Regions from separate parts of the Homo sapiens genome. Here region 2 is linked to region 1. Evidence: chromatin loops called from intact Hi-C (ENCODE). Cell type or tissue: mammary epithelial cell. All regions are shown on one strand. Links, peaks and the distances in the headings refer to the core of each region. The heading gives the core; the rest is flanking DNA.

What was found. A loop is a pair of places that touch in the nucleus more often than their neighbours do. Peaks named below come from ENCODE experiments on the same cell type or tissue, not always from the same donor. Only the 100,000 strongest peaks of a DNase experiment are listed, where the experiment ranks them.
Region 2: it touches region 1 in a loop (10-fold over the local background); 1 of 110 quality-filtered maps calls a loop at or near these places.

Annotation. Positions count from the first base shown.
Region 1 is chr2:147,521,913-147,529,769 of GRCh38, forward strand. No RefSeq gene overlaps it. Among named protein-coding and RNA genes, the nearest start is that of ACVR2A, 320 kb to the right of the region's middle. In mammary epithelial cell, for the core only: no CTCF peak of the experiment used is centred there; a DNase peak (open chromatin) is centred at 3,179.
Region 2 is chr2:147,584,064-147,591,920 of GRCh38, forward strand. No RefSeq gene overlaps it. Among named protein-coding and RNA genes, the nearest start is that of ACVR2A, 260 kb to the right of the region's middle. In mammary epithelial cell, for the core only: no CTCF peak of the experiment used is centred there; a DNase peak (open chromatin) is centred at 4,378.

The DNA.
Region 1 (7,857 bases), core at 1,641-5,640:
ATAAATGATATTGTCCCTGAGGCAGTTTATCAAATGCTCGGCTTTTAGAAGATGGAAAGGTCAAGCAGATGTCTGGATAATGGAATTTGACCATGACATTGCCCTGTATAGACTCTGTTTCAGTTACCACATCAGCACTTGCATTTTGCACCTGATCAAGTAACACAGTATGCTCTCACCCAGTAACACCAGTCACTTCTGTCTTCTCTCCTTTTACATTCAGTAATGTTCTCCATCATGCATTCATGCTTCAATTATGTGGATGGCCATAAATAGCTGAGGCTTTGGCCCATGCTCATCACTTCTATTTCATCAGTTTGTTTCCTTTGAACAAGACGAACCTTTGCATGTTGTTCTAAATGCTAGCCCACAAGGTCCCAGTGTTTTCTACGACAGTGGATTTTAACTCCTACTGTTAAAACTCCAGGTTAGCTTTATTTATTACTTATAATCTGTATACAACCTGAGATCATAAATATAGTTCTCAAACATCTTCCCTGTTATTTTCTTCAGTAAATTACTGGGCACCGCCCGCATCACTGTTCTTTCTGTGCCATACCAGCAGTCTCTCATCATATCTACTTTATAGGCCTTTTTTCTCCTCCCCCTCAAATTTCAGTTTGAAGCTTTCTTAATTAGGTTGGTGAGTCTCTTGCTTTCTTTCCTTTTTCTTTACTCTTCCCAGTGTTTTTGGTGCACACGTTGCCTCTTGTCATTTTGCTTTCATGAGCCATATTTGAGAAAACTCAAGCTTTGACTATCTCTGGAGCTAGAGAGTTCCGTTTTCAAGTTTTCTTTTCTCTTTCAAAATTACGATTACTAACTTAGAAGGAGAATTGAAACTGGCATCTGTGTCCAGGAGTTCTTGAGATTCCTAACCCCAATTTTGTTGTTGTTGTTTTTGTTGTTGTTGAGATGGAGTTTCACTCTTGTTTCCCAGGCTGGAGTGCAGTGGCACGATCTTGGCTCACTCCAACCTCTGCCTCCCAGGTTCAAGTGATTATCCTGCCTCAGCCTCCCTAGTAGCTAGGACTACAGGCACCTGCCACCATGCCCGGCTAATTTTTGTAGTTTTGGTAGAGACAGGGTTTCACCATGTTGGCCAGGCTGGTCTCAAACTCCTGATCTCAGGTGATCCACCTGCCTTGGACTCCCAAAGTGCTGGGATAACAGGCGTGAGCCACCGTGCCTGGCCTCCAAACCCCAATTTTTATAGGAAAGGGAGAATCTTTTGGATGGAAAAGTACAAGAAGGACCACTGGTAGATCCTACCAGCAGAAAGATAGTGGGTTTCTAGAGTCTCTCAGCCTCTGTCCTATGTGTCCTATAGACATATATCCTAGATACCTGAGAAGGAAGAATGATAATCATAAAAATACTGGACACTTATTGAAGACCCACCATGTGCCAAACAATTTTAAATACTTCCACTCATTAACTTGTTCAACGCAAGTGATGGAAAATGGTGAAGTTGTCTGTTAACCACTGAAGGCCCTCCGTGTAGCATGCCCCATATCTCTTTTGGACCAGTAATGGGAGTGCTAAAACCTGCTACTTATCATCATTCCTCTCCATTATTCTGTGAAGCATAGCACACTAGTCCTTAGAGAGCAAATCCAGCTTCCCCTCACAGTAGTAAATTAGCTCCTCCTCAGAACTCTAGGGATATAGGGTTTCATCTCCTTCATCTTTCTTCTCCATGTCACATTCTTCTAATCATCAACACCTTGCCTGCTTTTAATTTCCTCTTATATCCTCCAATATTTTTTCCTTATTCTGTCTTTCTTGGATCAAACTTCCTGCTCATCTGGAAGGGTTTCTTCAGCCCTTTCAAGATGCCAGGTTCCAGAGCAGTTTTCTCCATGTCCTTTGATCTTACACCCAAGCAGGAGATCAACCATAGTACAGGAACGACCATCCCCAAAACCCACACAGTGAAAGTTGACATAATTTCTCATGCCCAAGGATGAAGATCTCATTCTTTTAGTTTGATCCTCTGGGATAAGCTATACAGACATTAAGACACAGCTAGAAGGCAAGAAGGCAGGCAGGCAGGCAGGCAGGCAGGCAGGCAGGCAGGCAGGCAGTAAGGAAGCAAGGAAGGAAGGAAGGAAAGGAGGAAGTGGGGAGGGGAGAAAAAACATTGAAGACATAAAAATTTCATTTCTTTGTTTTTTTCTTTTTTTGGAAACAAGGTCTTGCTCTGTCACCAAGCCTGAAATGCAGTAGTGTAATCAAGGCTCATTTCAGCCTCAACCTCCTGTGCTCAAGTGATCCTCCAACCTCAGCCTCCCAAGTAACTGGGATCATAGGCATATACCACTGTGACCAGATAATTTTTTTCATTTTAAAATTGGTCGTACAGATGGGGTCTCACTATGTTACCCAGGCTGGTCTCAAACTCCTGAGCTCAAGTGATCCTCCTGCCTCAGCCTCCCAAAGTATTGGGAATACAGGTGTGAGCCACCACACCCAGCCTAAAAATCACATTTCTTCTATTTCTACAAGAGAAATGTGTAAATTTGGTGCACCACCCCAAAAAATCAGTTCTCCAGATCCATGCATACTTCATTGCCACTTTCTCAGACCACTCTTCAGTTATTTAATTGTTACTGATTACTTCCTTTAAGATTTGCAATCATAGGACACATCTACAGATGAAGATGTTCTGGAAGCTCTATTGAGTCTTCCTGCCATTCCCATCCTTAAGGGTAGCTAGAAGGAGGAAGGAAGAGTCCACTTCTGTGCTTCTGAGAGGGGAAATAGCAGGTGGCATGGGGGCTCCTGCTCCTATACTACCTAGGTGATTCTCCATTGTCCTTTTCATGGTGGAGGAGGGCCATGTTCAATAAACAATTCATTCAACAAACGTTTGTTACAACCCTATTCCATGCTAGACGGTACCTAGGCACTGGGTATATGAATGAGTATCACAGGCAAGTAAAAGGTTTAAAGAATTTAGCTGAAGAATACTACTAAAAATATGCAATTTTTTAAACTTTGAAGAACCTATTATAGAGCCTAAAACATTGTAGCTCCTCAATGAGTATTTGTTAAGTGAATGAATGAATGAACAAATGAATTTCTATTGTAACTAGTGGGGAATGGCTTTCTTCAGCCTCTGGGCAAATACTGCCTACTTGATAATAACAGTGACGTTACTCTACGAGGGCTAAGCTGACTCACACTGATGTGTTTCTACATGCGTGTTGTGTTTGCAAGTCTTCATCTCTGTCAGTGAAACATCTTTTCAAAGAACATTAACATTTTCCTATTTCAACCTGTACCACACTGACATAGTTCAGGCCCTGATCTATACTCTATCCATATCTGAGTATGTCATTTCCTCATTAGTCTGTCCTGCATCCCACCATCACCATCACACCAGCCCCATAACATTAAGGGTAGAGTCCAAAGGTTAGCAAGACTTAAAGGGTCTATTGTGAGGGGGCTGCTGAGTATCCCTCAAATCTCATTTCTTGCCTCCTCACAATCATACTATACTTCCTATCAATTATTAGTTCTTAGAGACAATTAAAAATGCTCTCATTTCTTTGTGTCTTTGCACAGGCTGTTTCCTTTTTTTCCTGGATAACACCCACTGGTCTTTGAGGATTCAACTCAGGCGTCCTCCCACTCAGGAAGCTTTTCTAGAAAAACCCAGACTGACTTGGATGCCTCTTCTAAGGCTCCCAAAGCATTCTGCCGCTGAAATTGTCAGCTTTTAAAAATATATATCTCACCAATTACACCAGCTGCTCGAGGGCAGGAACTGTACCTTAATCTCTGTTGTACCTCTAATATCCATCCTAGGGTCTGGAACAGTGTGTGTGTGTGTGTGTGTGTGTGTGTGTGTCTGTGTGTGTGTGTGTCTGTGTGTATGTGTGTATGTAGCCACAAACATATATAGAATAGAGAAAGACAAAGAAAACAAAAAGCACCTGGCTCCGGAATCTTTGCCTCTCAGAGGTAGCTGGCAAGCAGACAGGAAATGGCCAATGTTGACTGAGTTCTCTCTCTCTCTCTAAAGACTGGAAATAAGCCAAAGGAACAGAATATTCTAGCACTTAGAGGAACATTGCAGTCTAAGAAAGAAAAAAAATCCGGCATTTTAAAAAGGCATAAACCTTTGGAGAGTCACAGAGATAGAGAGGTACAAATTAACAGCTTGCAAATTGCATTATTATTATTATGTTACTGGGATTTTAGGAGATACTTGATGATGCAATCTTTTGGCATTATTTCTATGTTTGGGGAATATGGATCTGTAGGAAATACAGACTATCAGTGGAGTCTACCTGCAGCATTATTAAGAGATAAATATTTCAGAGCCTCTGGCACCCTCTGGCTACATCCTTTCTCCTCACCTAGCAGGTTCGTCTGGGGCAACAGGTCACATGTAACCAGAGTTCCTGCCCTGGTCACCCCATAGTCAAGTGGTGCTTCACTGATGAAGTGCCACCATCATCCTGATCCCCTGACCCTCTCTGTGCATAAGGCAACTTGTATGTTCAGGCTCACTCCTCATGGACCCTGCTCTTTAAAGGGAAAGGGAACATTCATTGAACACTTTCCATGTGACGTTCTCATCCGACTTGCAGTTTCAGAAAAATATGGCCATTTTATAATGGTCAAATTTAGTCTCTGGAAGATGAATAAACTGCCCATGATCACAAGGTTAGTAAATGGTAAAGCCAGATTCAAATCCCAGACAGCCTAATTCTAAGGACTGAGTTCCTTCTGTTACAATGAGCTAGTCATGCTGAGGTAGACTTAAAGTGTCTCTTTCCCCAGTTAAAAATGTATACTTTAACTGGGACCTTTGGTTCCTTACCCCAAAAATGTGCCCACCAAGGCCACACCAGGTATCATAGCAAAATTGGCAGATGGGAGGATACTGGCCATGAGTGTCTCACAGCTCCCCTTCAGATTACATCTGTCTGGGTACCGTGGACTCTTGAGAATTGTTCTAACAATCACTGTACCAAGGTATTTTTTTTTAATTGCTCAGCATGTACAATCTAAAGCAAAATTATATGGAAGTTCATAGTGAAGTAAAATAAAACACCTCATCTATCCACAAAACTGCCTTTGTATTTATAATTTCATCAGGAAGGGCAAACTTATAGAAAGATAATGGCACCATTTATTCTCAAAAGCAGGTTTATACCTGTAACTACATATGAGTTAAGGTTAAACACTGTAATCTCTTTTCATGCATTTTTAAAATTTTAATTTGTGTTTGAAATATTTAGATGGCTTCTTTGTACCCATGAATAAATAATCCTATATATGCTTTTTTGGCCCACTTAGCAGAGAATGACTGATCTATATTTTAATCCTTTCTCATAGAATCACTGAAATCACAGTTACCTAGGTTCTCAGGAGAGAAAATGTGGACTCTGCTTTTTGCATTCGCTTTTTCTCTTCTCTCCTGACTCTGGACCTAGGAAGCAATAAAGGAGTGATCCTTCTGGAAGGGGAAGGGAACTTGGCACTGTGGAAGCTCTGGAAGTATCCAGAAGGATGATGTCATGTAACAGAAAGGCTGCTTCTGGGTCTCCTGTCTGCAATAGTCAGTTGCCACAAGGGGATTATCATGGAACATCCAAAGAAATATTACATACCTGCTTCCCCTAGGACTAGGTTCTAAACTGCCATAAAATTGCTTCCAGGATGCGTCTGTGGGAACCATGCTGAGGGCTTGGGTGGCTCATTATGATGGAGGCCTCAGAATGAACGTGAAACAACAGTGAGATATGGAGAAAGGTATTAATTTGAGACCCACCATTAGCAATAAAATTGTTGAGAAAAACAGTCAGAGTTCAGTGTTGGAGCCAGGTTTATTCTTGCACATGATTAGCTTAGTTAAACCACATCAGATGCCCTGAAGCCCGCCCCCGCCACTCTCACCACCTCACCTGAAACACAGAGTTTTGAGAATTAACAGCAATGAAAAAAATCACCTCATGAACATATTAAAGGGATTTTTGTTTTTTTCTAAGATTCTCTAAATGCTTTGACAAAATAAATCTAAAAAAATGTACATAAACTGTACATTCAGGGAACCTGGATATATCAGAAGTATTCATGGTCATAGGCCTTACGATGTTCACCATTTTCACTTTTTGGATTGAGATTCTAGAGTCTGGCACACAAGAAGTGATTTGGGGGGTGGGAGGCACATTGCTGGCACTAGGGATATATTAGCCCATTTTCACACTACTGATAAAGACATATCTGAGAATGGGTAATTTATAAAGGAAAAGAGGTTTAAGGGACTCACAGTTCCACGTGGCTGAGGAGGCCTCACAATCATGGCAGAAGGCAGAAGGCACTTGTTACGTGGCAGCGACAAGAGAGAATGAAAGAGCCAAGCAAAAAGCAAAACCCCTTATAAAATTGTCATATCTCATAAGACTCATTCACTACCTCAAGAACAGTATGGAGGAAATCACCCCCATTATTCAATTATCTCCACAAGTCCCTCCCACAACACGTGGGAATTATGGGAGCTACAATTCAAGATGAGATGACCAATTCTCCACTAAATACTTTTTATCAAAGAAAAAAAAACTATATTAAAGCACTTAAGTCTAATGGTATTAAAGAACACTTTAAGAAAACAATACATGACTAGAAAAACATACAAGGAAATACACTAGAACAGATTATTACTTTTCGCACTAATACTTGTCTGTTAAATAGAAAGCAACAGAAACGTATATAGAGATACGTAAGTGGCTTTAGTAGAGACCTGTGACCAAGAAAACAAAAAGTTAGACAAGGTCCTGAGGGAGTGTGTTCCACATAAGTGGGAATTATAATTAAAATTAACAATATGCTTGACAACATTGGTCTCAGGCTAATAATAGCTGGTATGTAAATAAAATAAATGTTATGGAAGCACACTGGCTTTGATAAAAATATATTTCATCTGCTATTTCTCTTTATCTTCACAAAAAAATCTCTCATGTGATATGCTAGGCAAAATACTATCTTTCAATTTTACAAATAAGAGTTATGAGGGACTGGAGGAAAAATTCAGAATGTATAATATTGTTACAGTAAGAATGCCTGCAGGATATCACACAGACAGTTATTATAGGACCTGGGACAAGATTCCAGGGCTCCTAATTCTCATTCCCTACTCCTTCCACCAGCCCAGTCCAGCTGCTCACACTTCTGTAGCTCAGCACCATCACAGGGCCCTGGGGACACATCAGTGAGATGAGACTGAATCGTGTTAAAGTAATGTTTGTGTGTAGAGACACTTGCACACTAAAATTGGATTTGACATGAAGCAGGGAGGGAATAATTGAAAGATGGATGAAGAATCATGATTAAATAAAATTCCTACAGGCCAGGACATGGACCAAGTTGAAAACACACTCCCTCTTAAAAGGGGTTCACCCACCTTGGATAGCTCAGATACTCCAGCTAGTGATCTGTAGTCATTCTTTCACATATGCTTTTCTTCAAAAATAGGTATTAAGTGGTTATTCTGTGACAGGTAGGTATTTGTGCTAGGTCCTAGAATTACAATGGTGCATGAGTGAGCTATTGCTCCATAACGAGCCATTTTAAAACTTGGGGACTTAAAACAATAAGCATTTATTACTGATCTGAAGTCCACAGGTCATCTGGGTCAGTCTCTGATCTGAGCCAGCCTCACTCACTCATGTGTCCACTGGCAGTTTGAATGGGAACCTAATTCACATGTCTGGCAGTTGGCTGAATGTTGGCTAGAGCAATAGGATGACTAGACCATATACCTTTTGTTCTCCAACAAACAGTTGCAGGGGACCAGGGGAGCAAGTGGAAGCATGCAATGCTTCTTAAGGTCTAGTATCAGAA
Region 2 (7,857 bases), core at 2,247-6,246, 63 kb after region 1:
TTGTGTAAGAGTCGAAGTCTCTTAGTAGGTCTCCAACATCTTGCTTTATGAATCTGGGTACTCCTGTTTTGGGTGCATATATATTTAGGATAGTTAGCTCTTCTTGTTGCATTGATCCCTTTACCATTACATAATGCTCTTCTTTGTCTTTTTTGATCTTTGCTGGTTTAAAGTCTGTTTTATCAGAGACTAGGATTGCAACCCCTGCTTTTATTGCTTTCCATTTGCTTGGTAAATATTCCTTTATCCTTTTATTTTGAGCCTATGTGTGTTTTTGCACAAGATGGGTTTCCTGAATACAGCACACCATGGGTCTTGACTCTTCATCCAATTTGCCAGTCTGTGTCTTTTAATTTGGGGCATTTAGCCCATTAACATTTAAGGTTAATATTGTTATGTGTGAATTTGATCCTGTCATTATGATGCTAGCTGGTTATTTTGCCCATTAGTTGATGCAGTTTCTTCATAGTGTAAATGGTCTTTTCTTCATAGCATCGATGGTCTTTACAATTTGGTATGTTTTTGCAATGGCTGGTACTGATTTTTCCTTTCCATATTTAGTGCGTCCTTCAGGAGCTCTTGTAAGGCAGACCTTCTGGTGACAAAATCTCTCAGTATTTGCTTGTCTGTAAAGGATTTTCTTTCTCCTTCACTTATGAAGCTTTGTTTGTTTGGATATAAAATTCTGGGTTGAAAATTCTTTTAAGAAAGTTGAATATTGGCTCCTACTCCCTTCTGGCTTGTAGGGGTTCTGCCAAGAGATCTGCTGTTAGTCTGACGGGCTTCCCTTTGTGGGTAATCCGACCTTTCTCTCTGGCTACCCTTAACATTTTTTCCTTCAATTCAACCTTGGTGAATCTGACAATTATATGTCTTGGGGTTGCTCTTCTTGAGGAGTATCTTTGTGGTGTTCTCTGTATTTCCCAAATCTGAATGTTGGCCTGTCTTGCTAGGTTGGAAAGTTCTGGTTAATATCCTGAAGTGTGTTTTCCAGCTTGGTTCCATTCTCCCCATCACTTTCAGGTACACCAATCAAACATAGGTTTGGTCTTTTCACATAGTCCCATATTTCTTGGAGGACTTGTTCATTCCTTTGCATTCTTTTTTCTCTAATCTTGTCTTCGTGCTTTATTTCATTAAGTTGATCTTCAATCTCTGATATCTTTTCTTCCATTTGATCGATTTGGCTATTGATACTTGTGTATGCTTCACGAAGTTCTCATGCTGTGTTTTTCAGCTCCATCAGGTCATTTATGTTCTTCTCTAAACTGCTTATTCTAGTTAGCAATTGGTCTAACCTTTTTTCAAGATTCTTAGCTTCCTTGTGTTGTGTTAGAACATGCTCCTTTAGCTTGAAGGAGTTTGTTATTACCCACCTTCTGAAGCCTACTTCTATCAATTCATCAAACTCATTCTCCATCCAGTTTTGTTCCCTTGCTGGTAAGGAATTGTGATCCTTTGGAGGAGAAGAGGCATTCTGGATTTTGGAATTTTCAGCCTTTTGCACTGGTTTTTCCTCATCTTCGTGGATTTATCTACCTTTGATCTTTGATGTTGGTGACCTTCCGATGGGGTTTCTGTGGATGTCCTTTTTGTTGATGTTGATGCTATTCCTTTCTGTTTGTTAGTTTTCTTTCTAACAGTCAGGCCCCTCTGCTGCAGGTCTGCTGGAGTTTGCTGGTGGCCCACTCCAGACCCTGTTTGCCTGTGTTAACACCAGCAGAGGCTGCAGAACAGCAAAGATTGCTGCCTGTTCATTACTGTGGAAGCTTCATCCCAGAGGGGCACCCGCCAGATGCCAGCCAGAGCTCTCCTGTATAAGGAGTCTATCAACCCCTGCTGGGAGGTGTCTACCAGTCAGGAGGCATGGTGGTCAGGGACCCACTTGAGGAGGCAGTCTGTCCCTTAGAAGAGCTCAAGCACTGTGCTGAGAGATCCACTGCTCTCTTCAGAACCAGCAGGCAGGAACGTTTAAGTCTGCTGATGTTGTGCCCACAGCCACCCCTTCCCCCAGGTGCTTTGTCCCAGGGAGATGGAAGTTTTATCTATAAGCCCGATTAGGGCTGCTGCCTTTCTTTCAGAGATGCCCTGCCCAGAGAGGAGGAATCTAGAGAGGCAGTCTGGCTACAGTGGCTTTGTGGTGCTGCGGTGGGCTCCATCCAGTTCAAATTTCTCCATGGCTTTGTTTACACTGTGAGGGGAAAACCACCTACTCAAGCCTCAGTAATGGTGGACGCCCCTCCCCTCAACAAGCTCAAGCATCCCAGGTCAACTTCAGACTGCTGTGCTGACAGTGAGAATTTCAAGCCAGTAGATCTTAGCTTGCTGGGCTCCACGGGGCTGGGATCCACTGAGCTAGACCACTTGGCTCCCTGGCTTCAACCCCCTTTCCAGGGGAGTGAACGGTTCTGTCTTGCTGGCATTCCAGGTGCCACTGGGGTATTAAAAATACTCCTGCAGCTAGCTGGGTGTCTGCCCAAATGGCCGCCCAGTTTTGTGCTGGAAACCCAGGGCCCTGGTGGTGTAGGCACCTAAGGGAACCTCCTGGACTGTGGGTTGTGAAGACCATGGGAAAAGCATAGTATCTGGGCCAGATAGCTCAGTCCCTCATGGCAGGGTCCCTCATGGCTTCCCTTGGCTAGGGGAGGGAGTTCCCTGACCCCTTGCGCTTCCGGGGTGAGGCAATGCCCCACCCTGCTTTGGCTTGCCCTCCGTGGGCTTCCCCCACTATCTAACCAGTACCAGTGAGATGAACCAGGTACCTCAGTTGGAAATGCAGAAATCACCCACCTTCTGCATTGATCTCACTGGGAGCTACAGATCGGAGCTGTTCCTATTCTGATAAAAACATTCTAAAGTAAAAGTTTATAGAGAAAAATTATGAGAATACATAATTTTTATACATTTTTAAATCCATTATTTCCTGGTATTAACCAAAAAATAATTTGAAAAATGTAAATCTGATTATGTAAATCATAATCCCGGCTCATAATCTTTCAGTGCCTTACTCTGCCTTAGTGATCTGACACCAATTCTCTTAGATACACTAGCCTTCAAAGACCTCTCTGAGCTGATGGTGTTTGCAGCATTTCTTCCTTCTCTCTTCTCACATTCTGATCTGATACCCCCAAGCTGTCCAGCCTCTGAACCTTTGTTCAGGCTGTTACTTCTTCCCAGAACTAGATTAAGGAAAGAGCCAGATGGCAAATACCCCAGCAATGCTTAAAGCTGTAATGAAATGGAACAAACTGTGTTTACTAGGACTCCCTTCAGATACAGGACTGTAGGTGTTAGGAAGGAATAATTTAATAAAGACACTTAGGGATGGGGAATATTGGCAGGGGTAAGTGTGAATAACCACAGATGGTAGGTAGCTACACTGCCTTCCAAGGAGAGTAGGTCCAGGTAACTGCAGGGCTTTTCTCCTGCTAAGTAGGGTATACAAGCTTGAGGCCAGGTCTGAATGACTTCAAGCAATAAAGAAGAGGCTTCTGTTGGGCTTCTCTCTCTCTGCTAAACAAATGCTGAGCAAATGGATTTGATGGCAAAGGCCATCAGTCTGAAGGAACACCAAATCACAAACTGGTCAGAGCACTTACAGCTCTGCCCTGTTTCTTCTGCAATGCTCTCAATTATCTCCTCCTCCAGGGCCTTCTACCACACACCACCATCTGAACATCTCCCTTCTCTGAACTCCTTTAGCTCTTAGTTGATACAGCACTTCTCATTCCACTCTGCCTTAAGACTATCTGAGGATGTGCCTTATCTCCTTCAGTAGATGAAAAACTTCTAGAGGACAAGATTTATTTTTAATTGTACCTCATATACTAGTCAATGTATATTAAATAAATGAATGACTGAATTAATTGGAGAACAAGTAAACTATCTCAGTGCTAAACCAAGAAGACAGAGATTAATGAGTAATAAGAAAAGGTCCTTCAGATACATTACAAAAGGCAACTTACTTGGACCAGTTTGACATAGGGCGGAGTGAGTAAAGGACAGAGGCTTACTGAAGATTCTACCTTGGCCTGGCCATAAACCTAGAGAAATAAAACCCTGAAGTGTCTAGGGCCCTGCTCAGAGCACATTTCAGTGTCATTATCTGTCTGACAGCTGGCTCTAAGCAGTCCTATATCGTTCATGAAAAAATGTCATTGAAATGTGAATAATTTGAAGCTCCTTTGGCATTCCCTAAGTAATTTCACCTAGACAAGCAGCTCTCCCCAGCCTGATGTCACATTGAGTTCTTTGGTTGGAGGTAGGAGTTGAACAAATGCTCAGACCCGCATGCTATATATAGGAGAAGACTGCCTCACACATTCTAATAACAATAACCATCCCTGAACTATTTAGCCATTGCCTGCCATATTTCACACTCCTATTTCCTGACTCATTTGCAAGAGTCAGGCCTCTGCTGTGAATCACCCTCCACTGCTAGCTCAATCCATTATTCCAGAATTAACCTTCAGACTCAGCAGAAAATCCCAAATCCCAGAGTAAGTAATCCCTTACACAGGTAAATTGGACCATCTCCCCTTCAATCCTCTGGGGACACATCTCCCCTGGGATGCTGTTCCCAACCAAGTGCCTGGCCAGCTCCTCACACAGTCTTTCCACAATGACTTCACTGCTCTCTCCAGTCATCACTGCCAAGGCACAAGTTTTTCACTTCCTACACAGTTTCTTTGGTGGGAATTTCACTTGTACAGGATCTGGCTGTCCACATAGACCAGAATTTTCTTAACCCTAGTCAGGTGGTCTTTTTTCCCCCTCCACATCAGAGATCCACAAATAGCATCTTCTTATAAGAATGAACTGCTTATGTATTGTATCATTCATTTTTTACTTTGTAAGGTTCTCACTAAAAGCTCTACTTTAAAAGTAATTCAAAAATGGCAAAAATAAGAATACAACTCAAAGAAGATGCTTCAGTATACATTAGGTTACATGCTGCCCCTTAGTACAATTTAAACATTTTAAGTCCATTTTGTCTGTGACTAATTGACCATTCTAACTTTCACAGTGCTGGTGAAAAATATCCAAATGGATCCTGTTAAACTAGACAGTCAGTATTTCTCAGAAGTCAGTATTTTCAGCTCTTCTAAGTGAAGATTCTGCTACAAAAAATCTTCCTTTTCCAAATACCAGAAGTCAGCCTATTAGGGACCTAATTATGTACTGAGATTTATAGGGGCTCTAAAGAAATCCGTCATCCCTGTGACTCCTCCCCACACAACAGGCTGCCATGGGACCTGAAGCTGCTGGAAACAACAGCTTTACCCCTTTGAGTAAAGGCCATGAGTTTTCTGGCCATCTCCCCAGTGGACAGTTTAATGTCTCTTCCCACATGCTAGACCCAGCAAGTAAAGTGAAGCATGCTGCCTCTTAAGTCATTTCATCCTCTTTTGGACAATTCTAGTTTCTTTTAAAAAGATTCCTTAATATATAATAGTAAAACCAACGTCCAATATCTACCATTTAGAATTTACAACTTTGGCATTTTGTCATTTTATTCATTTTTATAAAAGAAAATAAATGTTATAGATTAAGTTGAAGTCTATTCTCATTAGTTTAGGCCCATCTTCCCCACAGGAATTTGGTGTGATTACTTCAAGGCTATTTCTTAAACTTTTCTATATTTAATTTGAATAATATGAATTTGCTTATATTCAACTATTTTTTGACCTAAGGAATCTAATTTTGGCCAGGCATGATGGCTCATGCCTGTAAGCCCAACATTTGAGAGGCTGAAGCAGGAGGATCACTTAAGGCCAGGAGTTCAAGACCAGCCTGGGCAACATGACAAGACCTTGTCTTCTACTAAAAAAAAAGTTTTTCTAATTAGCCAGGTGTGGTGGTGCACGCCTGTGGCCCCACCTACTCAAGAGGCTGAGATGGGAGGATCGCTTGAGCCTGAGAGGTTAAGGGTGCAGTGAACCATGATCCCACCACTGCACTGCAGCCTAGGTGAAGGAGCAAGACCCTGTCACACACACAAAATAAATTTATGTGGTTCAACCGAACATGTATCAATATATTCTTCAAGTGTTGGCTTTTAAAATATATATAAATTATATCGTACAATACCTATCACTCTGCAATTTTCTGTTTTTACTCAATGTTATGGTTTTAAGGTCTATATATACATTTTGAGAGCAAGTACATTCACAGCTATATGGGACCTATTATATCAAGGTGCCACTTTGTATTGATCCATTATGCAGGGCTTGGTTTGCTTGTTTTGCAATTACAAAAAAAAAAAAAAGGTTAACAGTGTATATTCTTGCCAATTTGTCTTCAAAGCATATGAGTCAGTTAAAAAAAAAAGATCGCCAATGGGCTCTTACCAATGATCATACCACTCAGACTTCACCAACATTAAGTGAGAGTTCTTACTTTTACCTACTCTCACCAAACTTAACACTATCAGATTTTTTAAATATTTTGCCAATGTGAGGGGCAAAAAATTGTTTCTGTCTGGGTTGTTTAAATTTCACTTTTCTGATTACTAGCGTGATTGAGACAGCTCTAGTTTTCAGATAGTACTTCCTTACCTGTGAGCCACAATCTGCAACTTCCACCCATTGATTTCCTATATCAGCAGTTCTCAACCTTTTGTCTTCAGGGAGCCTTTAAAATCTTTACAAATTATTGGGTACCCCAAAGAGCTTTTGTGTATGTGAGTTTTCTCTGTTAATGTGCACTGTATTCAAAATTTTAATTGAGAATTAAACATTTAATTAATGTAAAATGTAATAAATCATTAACATACTTTAAATTAAAATAACCATATTTTTCAAAACAAAAAATTTAATGAGAAGAGTGACATTATTTTGCATCTTTGCAAACTGCCTTAATGTCTGACTTAGTAATAAAAGACAGCTGGAATCTCATACCTGTTTCTGCACTCAATCTGTTGTGGTATATTGAGTGAAATAGGTGAAGAAAATTCAACCTCATACAGATACATTCTTGGAAAAGGAATGAGAATTTTAATAGCCTTTGCAGATAACTGTGGAAATTCTTTGGTACTAGGCAGAACTCAACAAGTGGTAGTGTCTTAAAGGTTAGCTGCAATATGGAATCTGAAACCATATCAAAGAACATTTTACCTTCTGTTACATTAAAATTCACTGGCCTATCTTACACTTTAAATAGATCTTTGGCCCACGAATGATTCTCGGACTGCATACATTGGTCATTTAAAAAATATTAATTCACTGGGGTATCAGATTTTCTAAATACTGATACATTTTACACAATATCAAAAAATCATGTTTGTAATATCGTCATCAATCTAGAAAAGTTTTTAAGGATTGGGAAGCTGGCAAGCTCATGGTGACAGATACAAGTTTTCCAAAATTCTAATCTCCACTTGAAAGCTTGAATTTTATCACTGGTAACAAATGCTCAGTTTTTCCTTAGAGTGACAGGCTCATTTTGTTGTTAATTTTAAAGAAATGTCTACCAAATACCCAAGTCTGCATAACCATAGTCTGTCAGTCATGCATTCAACTTAAAATGCCATCCTATGAAAAAAGCAGCTAGTTCAGCTTGCAATTCAAATAACTGCACACTTGCTTTTCCTCAAAACAATTATATTTGGATAGGCAGCAGAATTACTTTATGCATTCTTCCCATTTTGCCACACAGAATAATAAAGAGATGTGTATTCAAGGTTTGAAATTTCATAAAATTAATAATTCCTACAGCTTCATCAGGGATTCTCAAGAGAAACTGATCATTTATTATATATGGAGGTGAATAATACAACAACAACTAGTACAGTTTGGTGTCACTGCTTTGTTTTCTGCTTTGTTTGTTGCCAGAAGTTTTACCACCACTGCTTTTGCA